2 separate regions of the Homo sapiens genome follow, and region 1 is linked to region 2. A link is a loop called in an ENCODE intact Hi-C map of the cell type or tissue named here. Cell type or tissue: PC-3. All regions are shown on one strand.

Region 1 (8,000 bases), 210 kb after region 2:
TTGTTGTTGTTTTTGCATTTGTTCCTGTTTTTTTTACCTCCTCTTTTTCTGCCTTCTCTGGTTTTAATTGAGCATTTTATCTCCTCTGTTAGTGTATCAATTTTACTTCTTTAAAAAAATTTTTAGTGGTTTCCCTAGCACTTACAATACACATTTATACCTAATTTAAGTTCACCTTTAAACAATACTGCTTTATATGTGGTGCAGTTATAACAGGGTATTCACAATTCCTCCCTCACATGCCTTGTGACATGGCTGCCATTCATTTCACTTATCCATGTTATAATCATCCAATATATTGTTACTATTATTGATTTAAATGAAGTTATGTCTCAGATCAATTAAGAGTAAGAAAAATAAAAATATTTTAGTTCAGCTTCATTTATTCCTTCTCTAATACTCTTCTTTATATAGATCTGAGTTTCTGACCTATATAATTTTCCTTTTTCTTAAACAACTTCTTATAACACTTTTTGCGGGACAACACTGCTGGCGATGAACTCATTCAGTTTCTGTCTGAGAAAGTCTTTATATCTCCTTCACTTTGAAGCATAATTTTGCTGGCTATTGCATTTTAGGTTGATTTTTTTTTCATTTTAACCCTTTAACTATTTATCTTCATTCTCTTCTTGCAGTTTTTTCTCTGACAACTCTAATGTAATTCTTTTCCTTGTTCCTCTATATATAAGGTGTCCCCCCGACCCTGGCTTCTTTCAAGATTTCCTCTTTGTCTTTGGTTTTCTGTAGTTTGATTATGATACACCTAAGTGTGGTTTTATGAGTACTTATCTGTCTTGGTGTTCTTTGAGCTACCTGGATCTGTGGTTTGGTGTCTTTAATTTTAGAAAGTTTTTGGCCATTGTTACTTCAAACGTCTTCTGCTTCATTCTTCTCCTTCTGGTATTCCAATTATGTGTATGTCATATATTTTGATAACCCTGTCTCACAATTTTTAGATGTTCCGTTTGGGTTTTTTTTTTTTTCTCTTTTAACTCTTTGTGTTTCAGTTTGTGATGTTTATATTGCCCTATATTCAAGCTCACTGATTCTTTCCTTGGCAGTTAAGTCTACTGATGAGTTCATCAAAGCCTTTCTTCATTTCTGTTCCAGTGTTTATCTCTAGCATTTCCTTTTGATTCATCCTAAGTTTCCACTTCTCTGCTTACATTACCCATGTGGTCTTGATGTCTACTTTTTCCACTAAAGCCCTTAACATATTAATCATTGTTACTTTATTTTTTTTGAGACAGGATCTCACTCTGTTACCCAGGCTGGAATGTAGTGGTGTGATCAAAGCTCACTGCAGCCTCAAACTCCTGGGGTCAAATGACCCTCCTGTCTCAGCTTCCCAAGAATCTAGGACTACAGGCATGTACCACCATGCCCTGTTAATATTTTTTAAATTTTTTTGTAGAGACGGGGTCTTGCTATGTTGCCCAGGGTGGTTATGAACTCCTGGCCTCAAGCTATCCTTCCACCTCGGCTTCCCAGAGTGCCAGGATTATAGGCATGAGCCACCTCGCCTGGCCTTCATAGTTACTTTCAATTCCCTGTCTGGTATTGAATTTAAATTCCCATATCCGAGTCTGATTTTGATGTTTCCTTTGTCTCTTCAGACTATATATATTTTATTTTGGCTTGCCTTGTAATTTTTTCTTCAAGGCTAGACATGTTATATCAGTTAATAGGAACTAAGATAACAGGACTTTACAGGGAAGATTTATGTTAATCTAGGGGTCAGAATGTATTTAATGTTTGTTGTAGCTATAGGTACCAGAAGCTTTAATTTCCTCTACTGTCCTTGTTTTTGTCTCTCTTGTTGACGTTGGATTTTCCCACATACTTCTCCTCAGAGAGGGTCTGTGTCTTTTTGCTCTTTCAGCTGTAATCCACTATTATTAAACTGGAGCTCTGCTGATGTGGTAGTAAAGTGTGGTAAGGGGAAATTGCTATATAATCTTCCAATGAAATCTCAGTCTTTTAGTAGACCTGTGACCTTCACAAGTATTTCTCTAGTGGTATAGTTTTTTCCTGTCTTCTATTCCCTTCCCTGGCTGTAGTGCTTCAAATTGATTTCTTTGAATCCCTGACCCCTGTTGACTCTCCCCCCACCAACTCTTAGGTAAGGCAGAAAGGCTGAAGGGGGCTGAAATGGGAAAGAACCTAGGATAAAGTTTCAGAATCGTGCTCTGGCAAGTCCATTCTCCTGGAGAGTAAGCATTTGTTAATAGAGAACACTGGGTGGATTTCACAATGATAATATTGTTGATCCCATTTTATAGATGAAGAAATTGAGACCTCCCAGAGAGGTTAAGTGACTGACTTGATCAAGGACACATTAATAGTTCACAGCCTCAAACACAAAACTTTGGGTTCTAAAGCAATGCTTTTTCCACTCTGCCTAAACTGGTACCCACTGAATTTTGGTTGCAACTGTCACCTCTCTCTGACAGCACTTGACATCAAACAGTAATTGACACTGAACATTAGTTGCCAGGGTCCTCCCTGTGGACACCTCACCTCTGACAACTGACGACTCTCCTTTACCAAACTCTAGTCAGGCTCCTCTGAACCTTCTCACCAACTAACCCTTGGCATTCAGATTTCCTTTTCTGTCTTTACATCATCCAATTTTAGGAAGACTTCTTCTAAATCCATTTAACCATAATCCCCCACCCTTTGTATCTGATCATTCTAGATATCTGACTAAATTATTCATCTCTGACCATCTCTCAGATGATATCTGATCATCCTGGCCAGCTTTCAGCAAGAATCCTGTCGGATTGGTTTAGCTAGAATCTGCCCCTTCCCCCTGATGTTTCCTCTTAATAATGTTGTATCCACTGACCCCATCCTGCTCCTTGGCTATAAATTCCCACTCTTCCCTGTCATATTCCGAGTGGGTCGGATCTCTCCCCTACTGCAAAACCCCACTGCAGTAGTCCCTATACCATCTCAGTGGCTCCTGCTGAATAAACTCTGCCTTACCATTCTTTAACAAGGGTTTTGAGTAACTTGTTCTTTAACAGAACCACAGTACTGGGACCCTGTCTCAGAAATGCAGCATGTAGCTCCTATTTGTGCCTGCTGTACCATCTGATTTGCTTTAAAGGAAGTTCTGGAAAAGGCAAATGGCAGATGACCCTGTATGGGAAGGCTTTGGAAGAACGAAAGCTTTGGCAATCCCATATGTGATGGTAGCAACGACATCCATGGTGTGTGTGTATTGTGGGGGAGGTGTATCTCTCTTCCTCCATCTCAGGGTGTCCTTTCTTCTACTCAGCCCTTTTCTCCTGAATTCCAACACCAGGAGACAGGCAGTAGAGTACGGCCCTCTGTTCAACATGCTTGCCTTACAGTGCAAACTTCAGATATTCAGATTTATTTAATACCCTTTGTAGAAGAGCTATTATAGCATCATTCAGAATTAAGTGCTGAGCAAACAACTTTTTCATCCTGCTTGTATCTTATTGGCCAGATTCCACAGAGAGAGACTGCATTTTTGGAAGTAGTCCTGGTAGCTAATTTCTAGGATACTTTATAGCAGTGGCTCTGAAAGTGTGGTCCCTAGACCAGCAAGAACAGCATCACCTTGCGAACCTGTCAGAAATGCAAATTCTCAGGCTCCACCCCAGACCTACTGACTCAGAAACTCTCTGGGGTGGAGACCACAATCTGTTTCGAACAAGTTCTCCAATGCCTATCTGCTCAAGTTGGAGAGCCACTACTTTAGCTTACAGAGGCAATTAAATAGAACTGAGTAGTCAGGATATACAAAGGTTCAGCAAGGTTCCTTAGATCCACTAATCTACTGCTCTACTCAAAATGTGGTCTGCAGACCAGTAGCATCAATATCCCTGGGGGCTTGCTGGAAGTGCAGAATGTCAGGGCTACTGCCTCAGACCTACTGAATCAGAATCTGCATGCTGAAATTCCCAGGGAATTCAGAAGTACAAAGTTTGAGAAGTACTGCTAACCCTCACTTACACAGAGGTTAATTTTGTTTGAAGAGATTAGGGATAGAGAACCAGCTAGGCAGAGGAATCTTCTTTGGTGGATTTGATGTGGAGCCTGAATAATTGTGGATTTCTTTTGGGATCCTATAAAAAGCAATTTTCTAAAGGGGTAGGTGGGGAAGCACACTGAACTAAATGATCAAAATTCACAGTCTGCAAAATTTCGCAACATTCCAGTTTCAAAGGACTTTACAATTATCACTTTGCCTGGTGCTCCTGATCTCTGGCAATTCTGATGACACTCTTCCCTGTGAAGTGCTTGCAGATCTACTTATGTGGACGAGATTTCCCAGGGAAACACTGTAGTCATGTAAATTCAGTAAGAGAGGAGAATGATCAACGTTCTCACCTAAATCACTGGAGAATCCCTCTTTGGCATGCTGTGCTGTGAGATGTGGTGAGGAGAGCCCTGAAACCAGAGCCCGCAGCCTCTCAGAACCTTTAATTCAAAAGGCACTTCCCTGGGCAGGAAGTGAAGGCTTTTTTTGTGTGCAAAGCCCCATCAGGCATGAAGAGTAGGTTCTGAGCCCAGAGGAACCACGTTGGTGTGCTGGAATGCAATGCACCCATCCCCATCCGCAGCTCTGCCTGCCTAAGAACTTTCTGCAGGTAGAGGAGCTGCATGCTCAGCAGTAGGTTGAATCCAATTGTCTGTAATGACTCAGATGGAGTCATTAAAGACCAACAAATTGGCAATATGAGTATTGAATGTAGCTTGAGCACCCATTATTGCCTGTTGGATCAAAGAAAAAAGTGGCTACATGTGTATTACTCAACAGGCAATAATGGCTTTGAAAGAGCTGGCACATGTGAGGAAATAGCAGTCATTTTCAAAGTAAATAGTAATAATGATAACACACTTTACAGAAGGCTATGGTTACACAGTGCCTTCACATACTTTATCTCATTCTATCTTTACCTTAAGTGGGTGAAAGAGATGCTATTACACCCAGTGCAAATAAGGAGCGTGTTTCTCAGGGAGGTTAGGTGACTTGCCCAAAGATACATACTTAGGAGAACTGGAACTTGAACTTGGCTTTCCTGATTCTAAATCCAGTTTTCTGTTTACAACAGTTAAATTTGAGCCTTGCTACTCCAAGTGTGTTCTGCTGATCTGTAGCATCAGCATCACCTCAGATCTTGTTAGAAATGCAGACTTGCAGTTCCCACCCCAGACCCTTTGAATCAGTCTGTATTTTAGCAAGATGCCTAGGTGACGTGTGTGCATGTTAGAAAGTCTGAGAGCAATCAAACAATCTTTACTCAGTAGGACTACTTGCCTATACCACAAGACCAAAAACAAAATCCAACAACTCAAACCTCATACAATTAAGGTATAAATATCACAAAATGTTCTTGAGCATTTATAATGACAGCTCTATAGCAGAGATGCATTATTTTTTCTTGAGACAATTAGAAAGAATTGACAAAGCCATGGTATTAGTGACAGCAGGAGAGCCTCATGGAGGAATGGGTAAAGGAATCTTTATCTTCCACGCTGAAAAATTAGCAGTTTTAGTGTTTCCATTAAACTCACAGAAATATGCTGATTTTGTACCAGTATCATTTTCTTTTAAGTTTGCCTCTTAGAACAATACTTTCTGTTCCTCTGGGCTAACTTTTAAGAAGAGTGGGACTAAGCAACATCAGAATGGTGATCTCCTGAACACTGGTGCTATGGTCAGGAAAACCACTTGTCCTTGATGTTTTCTTTTAAGTGTGTTTCCTATTTACATTTGAATATGGGTGTGGCCAATGTTTTGAGACTTTTCTTTAAGTAAATAAGGGAATGTGTAGTGTGGGGACTTGGGTTCCAGGGTGCTCACTGGGAACTGCACAGGGATCCACCCTCCCACATGGAAATGCACCACTGATTGGGGACTGAGGTCAAGTTCATACCCTCCCAAACTGTACTTGGACCAGAGAAGGTTGTCAGATATTTGGTTTTCCAAGAATTTCTCCTCATATAAATGGCAGCAGATCTGGAAACAGAATGGATGCTTATTGCTTATCAACAAGTTTGAAACCAAGATTTGTCAAAGATGAAAAATGAATATAGAGCACAAGAAATCACATGGTCATGCTACCAGGCAAAATTATATTTGACCAAAATAAATCAATAGGGAGGCAGAGCACATTTTCCATCTTACAAGCTATAAACCAGTAACAATTTATTAAGCACCTGCTGCAAACTCCACATTATGCTAGGCTCTAGGAGAGATCTGGCAGTGTCAGACATTGTTCCTGCCCCTGAAGAGTTCATTACCTCTCTTAAGAGAAACGATCACATGACAATATAGCAAATTACATAAGAGTCTACAGCTCTGCATTAAAGAATGTGTATAAGAATGAAAGCCCAATAGATTTAAGGGAGAGAAGAAGCCATGAATCTGAGAAAGCCTCATAAAGTAGAAGGCATGTGAACTGGTCCTTAAAGAGAGGAGGGAGGGCACTTTTAGGGAGAACAACAAAAGTAGATGTGTGAAGATGGGGGCCTGCAGACTTCTGTATTCATAAAGGTGAGAATGAATATGTGCCTCTCAAATGTAGAGGTCTGGCATCTAAAACCACACATCCTGTTGGTGTCTAGGCCCTGTTTGGAGTCATCTTTACCAGCATCCACTGGCACTTGTCAAACTTGGGAATAACTAAATAGCTATGCTGGATGATTCTTAACTGTAAGCTTCATGGAGACAGGGTCATAGCCATCTTGTTGAGTAAAGGGATGAATATCCATTCCCTAGAAACGGGGCACTAAATCTCTCGATGTATAACTCTAGATGAATATAAGACCCTTAGGGCAGATGCTCTCAGGGTCCCACCCATATAGTCTCAGCTCACACTCACCTCTCCATGCTAAGGTTGCTTGCCACAAACACCTGTAGCTCTGTACCCAATTCTTTTAAAAAAAAAAAAAAAAAAAAAATATATATATATATATATATATATATATATATATATATATATATAGGGAGAAACACAGCATATGAAAATGCCAGAAATTTAATGCTTCTAAATGTAGTTGAATCAGCCGATGATGGCTGGAGTTGGGGAGAAAATATTCAGCTTCTTTATCCACAACTGAGATTTCTCCAACACATTCTACAGTGTCTCCCAGAGTTCCCTAGTGAGACTGAGCCCCAGTTGCCCACAGTAGACACTTGCTTAATAATACTCTCTTGATTGGCTTCCTGCTACTCACTGTTTTACTTCCCCACTCCCCTATCAGCCTTTTCTGATATCACCTCCCAAGATAACCGACTGCACTTACATAAATCATCTTAACTGTACTTGAAGCCTATGAATTAAACCTAAAGTGGAAGACCTAACAATGGGGATCTTTCAAAATAGCAGAAACAATATTCTCAAGAGGATTTCTTAGAGAGCAAGAAGATAAAAATAGCTTTTTCTAGTTCCTCACTGCCTCCTTTTGTTCAAAATATGAATTCAGAAGTTGCAAGCACAACATATTATTCAGGGCTTCCCGTAAGAAATAACAACTGGTGTTGATTTTCTTTTTTTCCTTTTCTTGTCTTTTAAAGGTTAGCGATTACTCACCTCCCCTGCTGGTCATTAAATCAGTCTGGCAGGATTCCTCGGTAGTTCTGTGGCCTTCCGGGTATGTGGCGGAGACACAGGCAGTGCTGCAGACAGGCCTGCTTGCTGTGATGTGCTATCAAGCAGGTGACTTCAAAGGTCTGCTTTAAGCCTATCTCAAGTATCACTTGGGGCTCACACTGAGCCCCGAAATCAGGTACCAGATGGCACATCCCACAAAGTCAAAGTTGATCAGCTCACCAGCATCTCACATTTCCCTGGCTTTTGTGCCAAGGGACTGGAAACACTCAGGTAGAAAACAAATAACTTCTGTTAGCTTACTTCTCCTTCTCGTATTTTTAAGGAGTCATCAGTTCAATGCTTGACTGTCCTGTGAGCTTTATAGGTCTGGTGAATCCTGAGAGGCTCAGTTTTTGTGGTCATTTA
Region 2 (8,000 bases):
AACCACACCTACCTGCAGACTAGTATGGGAATGTCTTAAATTGGGGATGCCATAAATCCATCTAAAAAGCAGGAGTTCCCTTACCATGAGTGAGAAGGGGGACAGTTAGAAGCGTCTGTTGTAACATTTCCCATGAGCATATTGCTTTTGGATACAATCATTCCCCGTTATCTACAGATTTGCTTTCCACAGTTTCAGTTACCCATGGTCAACCACGGTCTGAAAATATTAAATGGAAAATTCCAGAAATAAACAATTTGTAAATTTTGAATTGCATGCCATTCTGAGAAGCATGATGAAATCTCATGTTGTACCACTTCATCCCACCCAGGACATGAATCATCCCTTTGTCCAGTGTATCTGTGTTTTGTATGCTACCTGCCCATTAGCCATATGGGTTATCAGTTGGAGTGTCAGGTATCACAGGTCTTATGTTCAAGTAACCTTTATTTTACTTAATAATGGCCCCAGAGAGCAAAAGTAGTAATGTTGGCAATTTGGATATGCCAAAGAGAAGCCAAAAAGTAGTTCCTTTAAGTGAAAAGGTGAAAGCTTTCAACTTAATGAAGAAACAAAAAAAATTATATGCTGAGGTTACTGAGATCCATGGTAAGAATGAATCGTCCATGAAATTGTGAAGAGGAAAGAAATTCGTGCATAGTATATACAGGGTTCAGTACTATCAAAGACTTCAGGCATCCACTGGAGGTCTTGGAAGGTCTTGGACTGCTGTACTTGATAACAGTTGCCTTAACAAGTTCAGTCTCCTGGACCATAGTAGTATCCAATTGACTCCCCTTGTCCCAAATGAGTAGACTGCATTTCCTTTGGTTCTGTGTCTGGATCATTAGATATATCAGTGGACTAAGCTGAAGATGGGAGACATGGTTTGAGACGTACCTTGTTCAACCTTTAAACTTTTCTTCTGTTCAGAGTTTGAGTTTTAATAAGAATCTAACTTAGGCTGAGATCCTGGTCTTATTTTGAATAGACCAAAATGGTTAGCCTTACCATTTTCTACCTTGTTTACTCAGGAGAAATAATAAGCGGAATCAAATGGAAATTATCATGCCTTAGTTATTAGCACTCAGAGAATAAAGCGTAAATGCGTTAAGAAAATGTAAAAAAATTCTATCACTGCCATTCTAAAATGTGCTCTTAATGTGTCTCTTTTTTTACCCAAAGTAAAATAACCAAGTCAGAGTAAGACATTTTAACTTGAAAAACTCCAGCTCAGACTTTCTTGGTTGGGATAGAAAGGGGCAAATGGATCGTGGTAAGGTGAGATGTGTATATCTTTTACATAGAAGATGCCTCATGTATATTCTTGCCTGAAGTTGACCTTGAACCTGGTTTCATTATATGAAACTGGAAGGAATAGCCCTTGAACAGTCCTTAGTTGTGACTGATGTGATCCTGGAATGCTTGGGGCCCATTCAGATCACGTGGAAGGAAATAATCCAAACAAATGAACATTCCTATTAATGTGTGTTTTCCAGATGCAGCATGAGCCTTTGATTTGTATTCAGTTCAGGGCATATGTAGCAATTTGGAAGGTGTACTATTCTTTTTTAAAATTAAAATGTAAAATTTCCTAGCCCAGGACAAAGCTGAAGAAAGGTTCACCATCAGGTTCAGATGGGTGAGTAGATATGAGTAACAGATTCTTCTGTGTTCTGGAGCATAGCTCTGAAACTCAGTGGGCTCTGAAGGTGCTTTATCCTCAAATAATTTAACAGGCCTCATGAAGATAATGAAGCAGGAGTTAAAAAGAGACAAACAAGTTTTCCTGTACTTAGCTAACTCACTCCAAGGACAGTAATAGATAGAGCCCTGGCAAAGCTTTGATAACACTATCTGAAAAGCCAAAGCCGAAAGGAATGGGCCCCAGACACCCCCTCAGAGCAAGGTTAGGAAAGACAAATTCCTTTACTATCTCTGCATCCCGCTTACCATTACTCAATTTCCCAAGTTTTGTAAGTTTCTGTTTTTCATTTGACGCAGCTGCAAGGTCACAGGCTATGCTAGGGAAACGAAACCTGTCACTGTTTGAATAACTGCCTTTGTTCTGCTTCTGTAAGCCTGCTTGCTTGCACCACGAGTTTCACGCCATTGGCTTCCCACCATGCCATTCAAACTAGCCAACTCCCTTTCAAGAGTGTGTATAAAAGTAAAGCCCTGTCTTTGTTCAGGGCCTAGCCTTTGGATGTGAATCCACTGGGCCAGTGGCCACTTAAATAAAATCCTCCTGTTCTATCCATTGGTCTCTCTGGTCCTCTGATTCCTGCAACAATAACAATCAAACTCATCTCTCACCCTAAATCCATTCCCTTTGCTAAATCCTTGTTTTAAAGAAATATAGGTCTTTATAGGATTTATCTAGGGGAAAGTAGCTGGAGAAAGGCAATTTGCCACCTTCTACCTATTTCCTAATGCCCTTTTGTCTCTGTCCAGCTGGAGAATGTGATGGCTTTTAACCTTTAGACCTAGCTCGTCTCAGTTACTGTAAACATGAGTTCCAAACCTGATTCTCATCCCCATCAGAGGGCATTTGGAATTAATATATGTTTCTTCCTGGTTTCAGGTCTTCCTGGAACCAGATTAAGAGCACCCACTGAGCCATGTGTCCCAGCCTTCAACAAGGATGGCCTGTTCTAATTCCTGGTTTGCATAAAAAGTCTTCTTAGGGGCTGAGCCGCCCTATTCTGCATGCTAGGCTGCTTAGTTAAGGTCCTAAGAATCTGCCTAGAGCCCACCCTTGCCAATCTTCCCTTGCCCTGTAGCCATATGTCTGTCCTCTGTTATGCTTAGACCCAGGCTTACAACCCCGCTCCTGAGCCAAGAAGATGCTATGTGTCAGACTCTACCCATCATGTACAAATCCTTGATTATTGGTATCTATGTGGGTAGAGGACTTTTTGGACTGTGACAATTGGGCTATAGATCACACCTTGAGAGCCCAAATCTCCTAGGCACTACCTAATCCTTGTTTACCTCACTTTCCCTGATGAGTGGTCACTGGAATCTAGCATTCCTTACAGCTGTCCTGAGTAAAAGAAAATGCATCCTCTATCTGTTCAACCTGTCCTGGTGTAAACTTTCAGAGTTGAGTCATTTTTCTCTATTAATCTTACAATATCCTTTGATTAGGGAAACATCTCATGTGCTAGAACACTTTAATGTGTCATTGTGACCAATATTAAAAAAAATCTAAAGTTCACGTTGAATTTGATGACATAATCCATTGAAAACCATGTTTTATTTTGTAGAGAAAAGAAGGAAAAGGAATTAGAAAAACACATGTAGCTTTAGGCATAAATTAAAATTTTCATAGTAGCTCCTTTCTAATATTAGTATCTATTAAAATGTTAATTTGGCAAAACATGAGCCCCGAAAATAACTATCTTAATTTTCATATACTCACAAATGCTTAGATTTGTAATGTACTTTTATTCCAGTGACAGGTATTCTGACTGGCTTGGCGCATCAGGTATGGATCCGTAGATCTGAGTTTTGCTAAAAAAGTTTTCATATTAGAAAATATTGGAAATTAAAAGAGAATAAATTAATATTTGTACATAAAATCTTGGTCACCATTGGTGACTTTCTTCTTTCAAAGCTCAGAGATATATTTATGTCCAGCATTAACTTGTAGTCAGCAAATATTTATTGAGCAATTACTATTTGTGGGCATTGTTCTAGGTGTTGTAATACAGCAGTGAATAAAGCAAAGTCTCTGCTGTTATGTAATATTCCTGTGATGCCGTGATTATATATTAGGTTGGTGAACTGGGTGGGGTGGTGGGAGGGTAGCAAATGATGAACCAGGCATGGAACACTTCTTCTCTACTTGTCTTCTTAGCCAATGGCTTTCGATGGGATATGGTGCAGTAAGAATGTCTTAATTTGGGTTTTCCCAGAAGCAGACTGCAGCGTAAGAATGCAGTGCAAGTAGTTTATCTGGAGGTGAGGGAAACATTGCTAGGGGAGTAGGAAAGTGAGACTGGGAAGAGAAGGCAGCCAAAAGAGTCACCGTTGTGAGTGATTGGCACTTCGTCTTATGAGAAAACTCTAGGAAACAGAGCCTGTCTCCTGAGGGGATAGGAAGCTGGGATGTTTATGCATCATCTCTCATTAGTCTTGGCTGGGGGCTTCTGAGGGCAGGGTTAATCTAGGTCTGGCCTGCAGTGTGAGCAGCAAGGTGGTTTTTGGTGGCCTGAAAAAGTCCTCAGGCATGGCCGATAGGTTCTTGAAGTGGGAAATCAGATGGTATGCACTGAGTTGATAAGGATTGAAGTAAGAAGATGTGGGCTGGGCTACTGAGATGTTGAGGTAAATTTGTCTTTCCGTAGTGTATGAAATAGTGCTCCTGCTTTTTTTGTTTTTTTTTTTTTTTTTTTTTTTGAGACGGAGTCTCGCTCCGTCGCCAGGCTGGAGTGCAGTGGCAGGATCTCAGCTCACTGCAACCTCTGCCTCCCGGGTTCAAGCGATTCTCCTGCCTCAGCCTCCTGAGTAGCTGGGACTGTAGGCACGCGCCACCACGCCCGGCTAATTTTTGTAGTTTTAGTAGAGATGGGGTTGTTGTATGTTTAGTAGAGATGACCATGTTGGCCAGGATGGTCTCGATTTTTTTGACCTCGTGATCTGCCTGCCTCGGCATCCCCAAAGTGCTGGGATTACAGGCCTGAGCCAGTGCTCCAGGCTGCTGCTGCTATTTTAAAGCTAGAACTGATGCATGGCAAAAGCAAACTTAAATTATTCTAAGACTTTGTTAGATATGTAGTAAGGTAGAACGGTATGACACAGTGGATTAACTTTAACATTAGAATTTTCTCATATGGCTTAGTAAAGATACACTTGATAGAAGATGGAACATTGTTGGGCAAACACTAGATGGTGCTGTTCTTTAGGTAGAGAAGACAGTCTGCAACTAGATTTTGGTGCTGATCTATTATTATAGTTTAGCATACAATTTTAAAACAGTTGGGCTTCAATCGATCAAAAAGTGTTTACTGAACACCCATGAAGTGTCAGAGTTGATCCTGAAATAGAAAGGAAAATAGTATTAAGTCGAGAATGACAGCAAAGCACAAAACTGAAGCAGCAGCTTTCCAATTTAAATAGCCTGGATTTTTCCTTTCTTTAGAGAACTTAGAGAATTTATGTAGCATAAGAATTTTTTTTTATCCCCAAAGAACTTTGTATTAATGGAACAATATTTACTATCAGTTTTGATAATATTATTTCATGAATATTATATATCCAGTTACTAATTAAGTATATTTGCCATTTGACTTTACGATTAAATGTAAAAACATGATGTTTTCAGTAAAATGCTATTCTAATAAACTTCTAAAATATAACACCTTCTTGAACTTTCCCATGTTAAATCCCACTAGCTTTAATTACTCCAAACTTTTAGTATTACCCTGAGTAAATTTAGGGAGTCTTTACAGCAGTGCTTCTTAAACTTTAATGTGCATAATAGGCACCTGGGGATTTGATTAAAAATAAGATTCTGAGTCAGTGGGTCTGGGGTGGAGCCTGAGATTATGCATTTCTCACAAGTTCCCAGATGATGCTGATGCTACTGATCCACAGACAGCCCTTTGGGTAGATTTTTACTTGTAGATATGGTAATTGAGTTTTGCCATGGTTAGAAACATGTTTTAATTTTAATTTCCTGTAGGAGATTTTTCTGTGACTCTCTCTCTATCTTCAACTTCCTTTTCCCACATCTTCACCATGTTCTTATAATTTACTGTATATTGCATGCAGTAGTCACTAAATAGATGTAGATGATGGATGGGAGAAGAAACTTGCTCCATAAAACATGGAGTGTTGGATAGCTTTAATTTGTCCCTTCAGAGCCATTCTCCTCTTGTCTTCACCTTGTTCTCTGGCCTGGGATGCTAATCTGTATGAACTTCATCAAGGAGCTCTTATTTTCTCTGGCTTCCAGGTTGGTTTTGCTCATGGGGGCCCCAGTGATAGGTGAGAGAGAGATAGAGAGAGAGAGGAGAGTGAGATCAATTATTTATCCCTTGGCTCCCTCCCTGTAAGGTCACCTTGGGCTGTCTGAGAACGTTTACTGAAGTTCAGTAACCTTTTCAAGGTGTCCACTTGCATACTATTCTCTCCTTTTAGGTTCTGGAAACTACTCCTTTCCCTTTTTCCTTTGGGCCTAGGGTTTAGTAACTGCTCCTATATTATTAGCTCTGTGATACTTCTAGTTCCTTGGCATTTTGCCCATACTCCTTAAAAGAGTTCCTTTTTTAAAATAAATTCTCCTCAAGTTAACCTAATTTGAGTATGCCAACCTGTTGGGATGCTGACTGAAGCACTTGGTTACCAATGACTTCAGAAATATAAAAAGGTAAAATTTGCTTGAGCTGTAGGAAGACATAAAATAACACAATGTGATATACTTAGCACTTTTGTGGTGAGAACATTTAAAATCTATTAACAATTTCCAAGAAAATAATACATTATCATTAACTATAATTAACATGTTGTACAAGTTCTCTTGAACTTATTCCTCCTGTAATACGTGTTAATTACATTGATCTAGCCATTTCACAGTGTATACATCCATGTGTTTCAAAACGTACCGTACATGAAAATTATGTACAATTTAAAGCTGTCAAAGAAGCCAGGAAATTATGGAAAAAAATGTAAAAGACACAATTTGAGACATGTAGAAAAGGCTCAATTTTGACAAATAATTTTATTGCTTTACAATTCCAAGAACATGTCAGCACTGCATGACATTATCAACTCTGTTGGGGCAATGACTGAAATTTGGCTTAGGTTTTTCATTATCTTTGTGGTGTTTGAAATATTCAGGCAAATTTTGTTTCTCTTGTCAGTGTGGGTCAGAGTCCAAGTTAGATATAGCCAAGCAGGGGCTTCTGGCTCATTAGAGAATATTTCCCAGACTGCTGGTCTATATCCTCATTGCAATTGATGATGACAGACAACAGAAATAATAAACTTAACTTACTTTGAAAAACAACAGTAGTTATTGTCTTTCTTTGACTCATTCTTTTATCTGCACAGATTAGCTTTGCTGTTCTCTCATCTGAGTCCATTTAATATTGTGCATGTATATGGGAGTATAAAGGTTCTTAAATCTAAGTTTTTACTAGAGAAAAAGAGTTTTATTGTGGTCTGATTGTAGGAAATCTCACTTTATGTGAAATGTGCCCATAACCCTACTTAATTTGCACCTATTAAAATGTCAAAAAATGGTACATCTTGAATTTGACCTGGAATATTCCAGAGTGATAAAGTTTTTAGTCCTCTTAAGTGTGGCAGGGATTTTCTTCTTGGCTGCATTGATTCCTTCTCCATTTGAATGTAACCCTTGAGGCTGCAAACTCATTTTCCTAAATAAATGGTCACGGTGTTTACCAGAATTTTATTACTATGGCAGAGAGCTCATCATTGGGATTTTTTTAAATGGGGGAAATTTCATGGCATGTTTTCAAGGTTATTACCCAAAGCTGCATATATATAACAAGGTTTTATTTTTCTTTTAAAGTTATTGTCAGAATAGATGCCAGTATAGCTGTTTCAGTTACTCAAATGATCGTGGCTAGCAAGAACTTTTTAATTTGGGACTATTAGGAAATCCAGTTGGAATGTTTAGAAAAATAAACTATCATACTGGCTCACTAATTGATTTCTTCTGTACTTTAATCATCCATCCATCCATCATCTGGGATTGAAAACAAGTGCTAAGTGTGTCAAGAGGAAAAATAGATAATCTGTTTTCTCATGGAGCTCATCTTCTTAGATGAGTAGCATGTATACACAAATAAATTATAATTTATTTTAGCAATGATAAAAGTATTAGGTACATGCTATAGAGAAAGGAGGGCCTAACCTAATTTTGGGGGAGAGAGATTGGTTAGAAGACCTTCATAGAGAAGTTGACATCTGAGTAGGGTTTTGAAGTTGGAATAGAAGATGAGAGATGGTGGGTAGTTAGGCTCCAA

The links. Peaks named below come from ENCODE experiments on the same cell type or tissue, not always from the same donor. Only the 100,000 strongest peaks of a DNase experiment are listed, where the experiment ranks them.
Region 1: it touches region 2 in a loop (2.8-fold over the local background); 3 of 110 quality-filtered maps call a loop at or near these places.

What each region holds. Positions count from the first base shown.
Region 1 is chrX:23,341,253-23,349,252 of GRCh38, reverse strand. The region is part of intron 1 of PTCHD1 (patched domain containing 1); the gene reads right to left. Among named protein-coding and RNA genes, the nearest start is that of PTCHD1, 10 kb to the right of the region's middle. RefSeq lists an enhancer at 4,040-4,539. In PC-3, no CTCF peak of the experiment used is centred here; a DNase peak (open chromatin) is centred at 4,782; H3K27me3 peaks cover 1,752 bases.
Region 2 is chrX:23,551,388-23,559,387 of GRCh38, reverse strand. No RefSeq gene overlaps it. Among named protein-coding and RNA genes, the nearest start is that of PRDX4, 110 kb to the left of the region's middle. In PC-3, a CTCF peak has its summit at 4,898 (motif pointing right); no DNase peak of the experiment used is centred here; H3K27me3 peaks cover 2,602 bases.